2 separate regions of the Homo sapiens genome follow, and region 1 is linked to region 2. The links are chromatin loops, found by intact Hi-C in ENCODE. Cell type or tissue: Caco-2. All regions are shown on one strand. Links, peaks and the distances in the headings refer to the core of each region. The heading gives the core; the rest is flanking DNA.

Region 1 (2,922 bases), core at 187-2,686, 110 kb after region 2:
CTCCCAAAGTGACGGGATTACAGGCATTAGCTACCGTGCCTGGCCTAAAAAAAATTTTTTTTTTTTGAGACGGAGTGTTGCACTGTCGCCCAGGCTGGAGTGCAGTGGCATGATCTTGGCTCACTGCAAGCTCTGCCTCCCGGGTTCACGCCATTCTCTTGCCTCAGCCTCCCCAGTAGCTGGGACTACAGGTGCCCACCACCACACGTGGCTAATTTTTTGTATTTTTAGTAGAGACGGGGTTTCACTGTGTTAGCCAGGATGGTCTCAATCTCCTGACCTCGTGATTCGCCCTCCTTGGCCTCCCAAAGTGCTGGGATTACAGGCATGAGACACTGCGCCCGGCCCCCAAATTTTTTTTTTTTTTAGACACAGGGTCTTGCTGTTGTCCAGGGTGGTCTTGAACATCTAGCCTCAGTTTTTTGGTAGATTTTATAGGATTTCCTATGTAGATTATCATGTCACCTGTGAATTAAGAGTTTTGCTTCTTTTCTAATCTTAATGCCTTGTGTTTCTTTTTCTTTCCTTATTTACTTGGTAGAACCTCTGGTACAGTGTTCAACAGAAGAATGAGAACAGTCATCCTTGTTTTGTTCCTGGTTTTGGAAGGAAAGCAATTCAGCCTTTCATCTTTGTAACGTCAGCAATAAGCTTTTCATAGATGCCTATTATGAGATTGGAAAAAGTGTCTTCTATTTGTAATTTGCTGAGTGTTCTTATTAAGAATGGATATTGGATTTTGTCAAATGCTTATTCTGCATCTGTTGATATGATCATAATTATTTCTTTATCAGTCTGTTAATATGATGAGTTATTATTGATTAATTTTTAGTTTTCAAATTGTAAACCAACCTGGCATGCCTGGGTAAACCCCACTTGGTCATAGTAGATTCTGATTTGGTTGGATTTGATTACCAGGATTGGTTAAAACTTTTAACATACATGTTTATGCTTTCTCCAAAAGCATTGTAATTTTACATTTTATGGTTAGGTTTTTCGTGTATGGTGTCATGTAGTGGTCAGAGTTCTTTTTTTTCCACAAAAGAATACAATTGTGTTTTTTGGTTTGTTTTTGTTCATTTTATTTTACTTTTCAACTTTTAAGTTGAGGGGTACATGTATAGGTTTGTTATGTAGGTAAACCCCTGTCATGGGTGTTTGTTGTACAGAATATTTCATCACTCAGGGCAATGCAGTTGTTTTAGCACCAATTGTTTCCTTTCCCCATTGGATTGCTTTGGTGTATTTATTGAAAATCGATTGACCATATATCTGTGGTCTATTTCTGTGCTCTGTATTCTGCTTTATTAGTCTGTTGATCCGTAGACTAATGCCATACCATCTTGAATACTGTAGTAAGTCTCAAAGTCAGCTTTGGTAAGTCTTCTACATTTATTTCTTGTTTTCTATTTGTTTATCCTTCTACTGAAATTTCTTCAATTTGTTGTCAGTGTGCTAATTCATTTATCAAGTGTATCCATTCTACTATTTACAACATGTATTTTTTTTAACTTCATCTACTACATTTCTTATAACTGTTATTTGTAACTTTTTTCCTTGTCTTTTTTCATATTGATAATATCTAGCAGTGTCTTTTAGTTTTTTAAATTTTTCTAGAACCTCCAAAAAAACAACTTTTTTTTTTTTTTTTTTTTTTTTTAAAGACAGGATTGCCCTCTGTTGCCCAGGCTGGAGTATAGCGGCACAGTCACAGCTCACTGCAGCCTTGACCTCTCAGGCACAAGTGATTCTCTTGCCTCAGCCTCCCAAGTAGCTGGGACCACAGACATGTGCCGCTGTGCCTGACTAATTTTTAAAAAAATTTTTATAGAGATGGGGGTCTTCCTATGTTGCCCAGGCTGGTCTTGATCTCCCAGCCTCAAGTGATCCTCCCACATTGGCCTCCCAAAGTGCTAGGATTATAGACATGAGCCATCATGCCTGGCTTCTCCTTTCTTTTAAATTTTTTTGGGCTAATTACTTTTTTGGATGCATTTTTTAAATTAATTAATTAATTAATTTTGAGACGGAGTCTTACTCTGTCACCCAGGCTGGAGTGCAGTGGTGCGATCTCACCTCACTGCAACCTCCGCCTCCTGGGTTCAAGCAATTCTCCTGCCTCAGCCTCCTGAGTAGCTAGGATTGCAGGTGCATGCCACTGTGCCCGGCTAATTTTTGTATTTTTAGTAGAGACAGGGTTTCACCATGTTCAGGCTGTTCTCAAACTCCTGACTTCATGATCTACCCACCTTGGCCTCCCAAAGTGCTGGGATTACAGACATGAGCCACCGCTCCCGGCCTGGATGCACTTATTCTAATATACCAGCTTCTGCTTGATTTTGTAATCAGTGGGTTTTGTTTCGTTTTTAAATGACTGGCCATCTCAAATGTCTTATAATTTTGGCCCTGGGACACATTTTGCCATGGAGATATAAGTTATTGTGTAAAACAATGCTCTTGGGTGACTAACAATATCAGCCTCTTTGAGTTCATGGTATGGGGGGATGGGAGAGACGCTGATGCCATAAAACCACTATCACTTTCTGCCTCATATACACCTGCTTTGTCAGTTTTTCACCTTTTGCTACCCTAGATGAAGAGACATCAGGAGGCTCTATTAGTCTATTCTTGTGTTGCCATAAAGAAATACCTGAGTGTGGGTCATTTTAAAAGAAAGGAAATTTATTTTAGCTTATGGTTCTGCAGGCTGTACAGGAAGCATGGTGCTGGCATTTGCTTCTGGTGAGGGCACGAGACAGCTTGCCATCTTGGTGGAAAGCAAAGGGGGAGCCAGTGCATCACATGACAAGGGCAGGAGCAAGAGAAAAGGGGAGGTCCCAGATTTCTTTGAACAGCCAGATCTCATGTGAACTAACTAGCGAGATCTCACTTATCACCAAGGGGATAGTGTTAAACCATTCA
Region 2 (2,922 bases), core at 315-2,814:
AGGTGACACTAAACAAAGCAATCCTCAAAGACACAAAGTCAAGACCGAGGAACAAACCCTTATAGGGTTTTGAAGTGATGATATGAGGCAAAGGAATGCCAATCTGAAGAAACCTTCTAAACTATACAGCCACTATGATAAGGTCCAGGATTGACTTTTCAGGTTTGGCTGGGGGACTTTAAGGAGGCCTCCATGAGCCCTGCCTCCTGTGGTCACACTTCTGTGTAATTCCTCCCTTCCTTGAGTGTAGGTAGGAACTGCAACTTGTTCTTAATGAATGGAATGCAAAAAAGGTGACACGAGGCACATGATTGCATTTATTTGATTATCTAAGAGTGTAGTGCCCATCTTGCTAGTCTGTCTCCAATGCTGGTTTTGGAAGAAGCAACTTGCCATGAATCCTACAGCCATAAGGAAACAAATTCTGCCAACAACCTGAGAGTGCTTGGGAGCAGATCCCTTCCCTGTCAAAGCTACAATGAGCACCTGGCCAGACACGTTTTTCCAGCACTGAGATCCTAAACAGACTACCCAGCTAAGCCACGCCTAGACTTCCGACCCACAAACATTGTGAGACAATAAGTGTGTGTTGTTTTAAGCAGCTAAGTTTGTGGTAATTTGTTCTGCAGCAATAGAAAGCTAATGCTGCTGGCCTATGCCCATATTTTCACTAAAGACTTTTCTTCTTGTAGACACTTTTATTTCTAAATATTCAACTTAACATTTAGATCCCCTCTTCTAGCTATGGGCTGTTGAGATTAAAATTAGTTACTCAAACTTTCTTACTGTTTGAGTAAAAATTAACCATGGTATTTTCCCCTATTTACACAATATTAATATTAGTACAGTAAGGCCAGGTATGGTGGCTCACACCTGTATTCCCAGCACTTTGGGAGGCTGAGGCAGGAGAATCATTTGAGATTAGAAGCTCCAGATCAGTGTGGACAACATAGCAACACTTGGCTCTACAAAAAATTTTAAAAAATACTAGCCGGGAGCGGTGGCATGTATCTGTAGTCCTAGCTGCTCAGGAGGCTGAGGTGGGAGGATCACTTGAGCCCAAGAGTTGGAGGTAATAGTGAGCTACGATCACACCACTGCCCTCCAGGCTGGGCGACAGAGTGAGACCCTGTCTCTAAAGAAAAAAAAATTAGCACAGTAAAAGAGATGGCGCTAAATTAGCAGAGGCTGCTTTTATTTTCACAGATGTCTTCGACCCCACATAAGCAAGGACACTGTATGTTGTGGCACACAGGTTTCTCTCCAACTAGACGGAGCTCTTAGAAGTTAGTGTCCTTTGGCTCCCCTCCAGGCCTTACACACACTGGATATTCAATAACTATGGAATTAAAACTGCAGTTGCCTTTAAGCTTATTTATTAATGGGATCTGGTTTCACTGTGGGTGGCACTTCCACTTTAACGCAACGATCAAAAACATTAAGATCTACGACAGGATGGATATTGGGACAATAAGCATGACAATGTCATTGTTGCCAAGCCAAATTTTACAAGAGGTGAAGGGAAGCAAAGGGTAACTAGAATGCAGAGGTTCTTCATCATCATCTTCAATCAGCTGTCACAGAATTCCCCACTACTGAACCTCCCTTACAATTCTTACTTCTCCCCACCCCTCCAGGTATCTAAAATAGAAAAGAAAGGAAATAATTCTCCCTGAGAGATTTCCGCCTCCTTCTTCTTTCTTTTCAACAGCAACCTCAACTGTTGACAGAGGTTCCTTAGGATTCAAAGAACAATTCTGAAGCTGAAAACAGAATAGTCTGTTTTTGAATAAATCCTAAAATATTTTCATTTCACACCCTTGTTCCATGAGGAAAAAATTTACATAGAGACAAATAGGTTTTGTTCAGGCAGTGTGCAATAATAAAGTTTAGGCCAAATTAGATTTATAATTAGATATTAAATGCTGGTTTGGTACTAAGTTTAGGGATAAAATGAACCCATATCCACATATGTACTTATAGACACCAAAGCACAGAACAGATAATCTAGCTGGCATCCAGTGTTTCTTGACTTTGGCTGAATCTCTGTTCCCCAGAACAGACTGTAAGCTCCAAAAGGTGGGGACCATGTTTTGGTCAGCTTTGGATTTCTCCAACACCTTGCACAGTGTTCATGCAAAGAGCCACTCACAGAAATTGTTGAATTCACTTAAAAAAGAAAACAATTTTGGCTGGGTACAGTGGCTCATGCCTGTAATCCCAGCATTTTGGGAGGCTGAGGTGGGAGGATGGCTTGAACCCAGGAGTTTGAGACCAGCTTGGACAACATAGTGAGTCCCTGTCTCTATGAAAAAACTTTAAAAAATTAGCTGGATGTGGTGGCACACTGCCTGTAGTCCTAGCTACTCTGGAGGCTGAGGTGGGAGGATCACTTGAGCCTGGGAGGTCGAGGCTGCAGTGAACTGAAATCATGCCACTGTATTCCAGCTTGGGTGACAGAGCAAGACCCTGTCTCAAAAACAACAACAACAATACTAACGCAATTTTTATAAAATGGTTAATGAGGCTTGCTAAGGTGGCAGTAGACCCAAACGCAGATGTTCAAACATTGCCATTCTTACATGTTTTGGAGTGAAACAGTGAAAGGGAAAGGACAGAGAATTAAACCAAATTAAACTAAAATCTCCAAGTCTGTAGTAAAAGAGAGCTGCAGCAGGTTTAGTCAGTGAAAAAAAAATTTTTTTTTTTCCCCTGAGATGGAGTCTCATCCTATCACCCAGGCTGGAGTACAGTGGCACCATCTCAGCTCACTGCAACCTCTGCCTCCCGGGTTCAAGTGATTCTCCTGCTTCAGCCTCCCGAGTAGCTGGGTTACAGGCATGTGCCACCATGCCTGGCTAATTCTGTATTTTCAGTAGAGATGGGGGTTTCTCCATGTTGGTCAGGCTGGTCTCGAACTCT

What was found. A loop is a pair of places that touch in the nucleus more often than their neighbours do. Peaks named below come from ENCODE experiments on the same cell type or tissue, not always from the same donor. Only the 100,000 strongest peaks of a DNase experiment are listed, where the experiment ranks them.
Region 1: it touches region 2 in a loop (5-fold over the local background); 3 of 110 quality-filtered maps call a loop at or near these places.

Annotation. Positions count from the first base shown.
Region 1 is chr2:99,084,348-99,087,269 of GRCh38, reverse strand. The region is part of intron 10 of TSGA10 (testis specific 10); the gene reads left to right. Among named protein-coding and RNA genes, the nearest start is that of C2orf15, 56 kb to the left of the region's middle. In Caco-2, for the core only: a CTCF peak has its summit at 1,707 (motif pointing left); no DNase peak of the experiment used is centred there.
Region 2 is chr2:99,195,873-99,198,794 of GRCh38, reverse strand. It overlaps MRPL30 (mitochondrial ribosomal protein L30), which reads right to left. Exons shown (of 6, transcript NM_145212.4): 6 at 1-2,922. Among named protein-coding and RNA genes, the nearest start is that of MRPL30, 16 kb to the right of the region's middle. In Caco-2, for the core only: no CTCF peak of the experiment used is centred there; no DNase peak of the experiment used is centred there.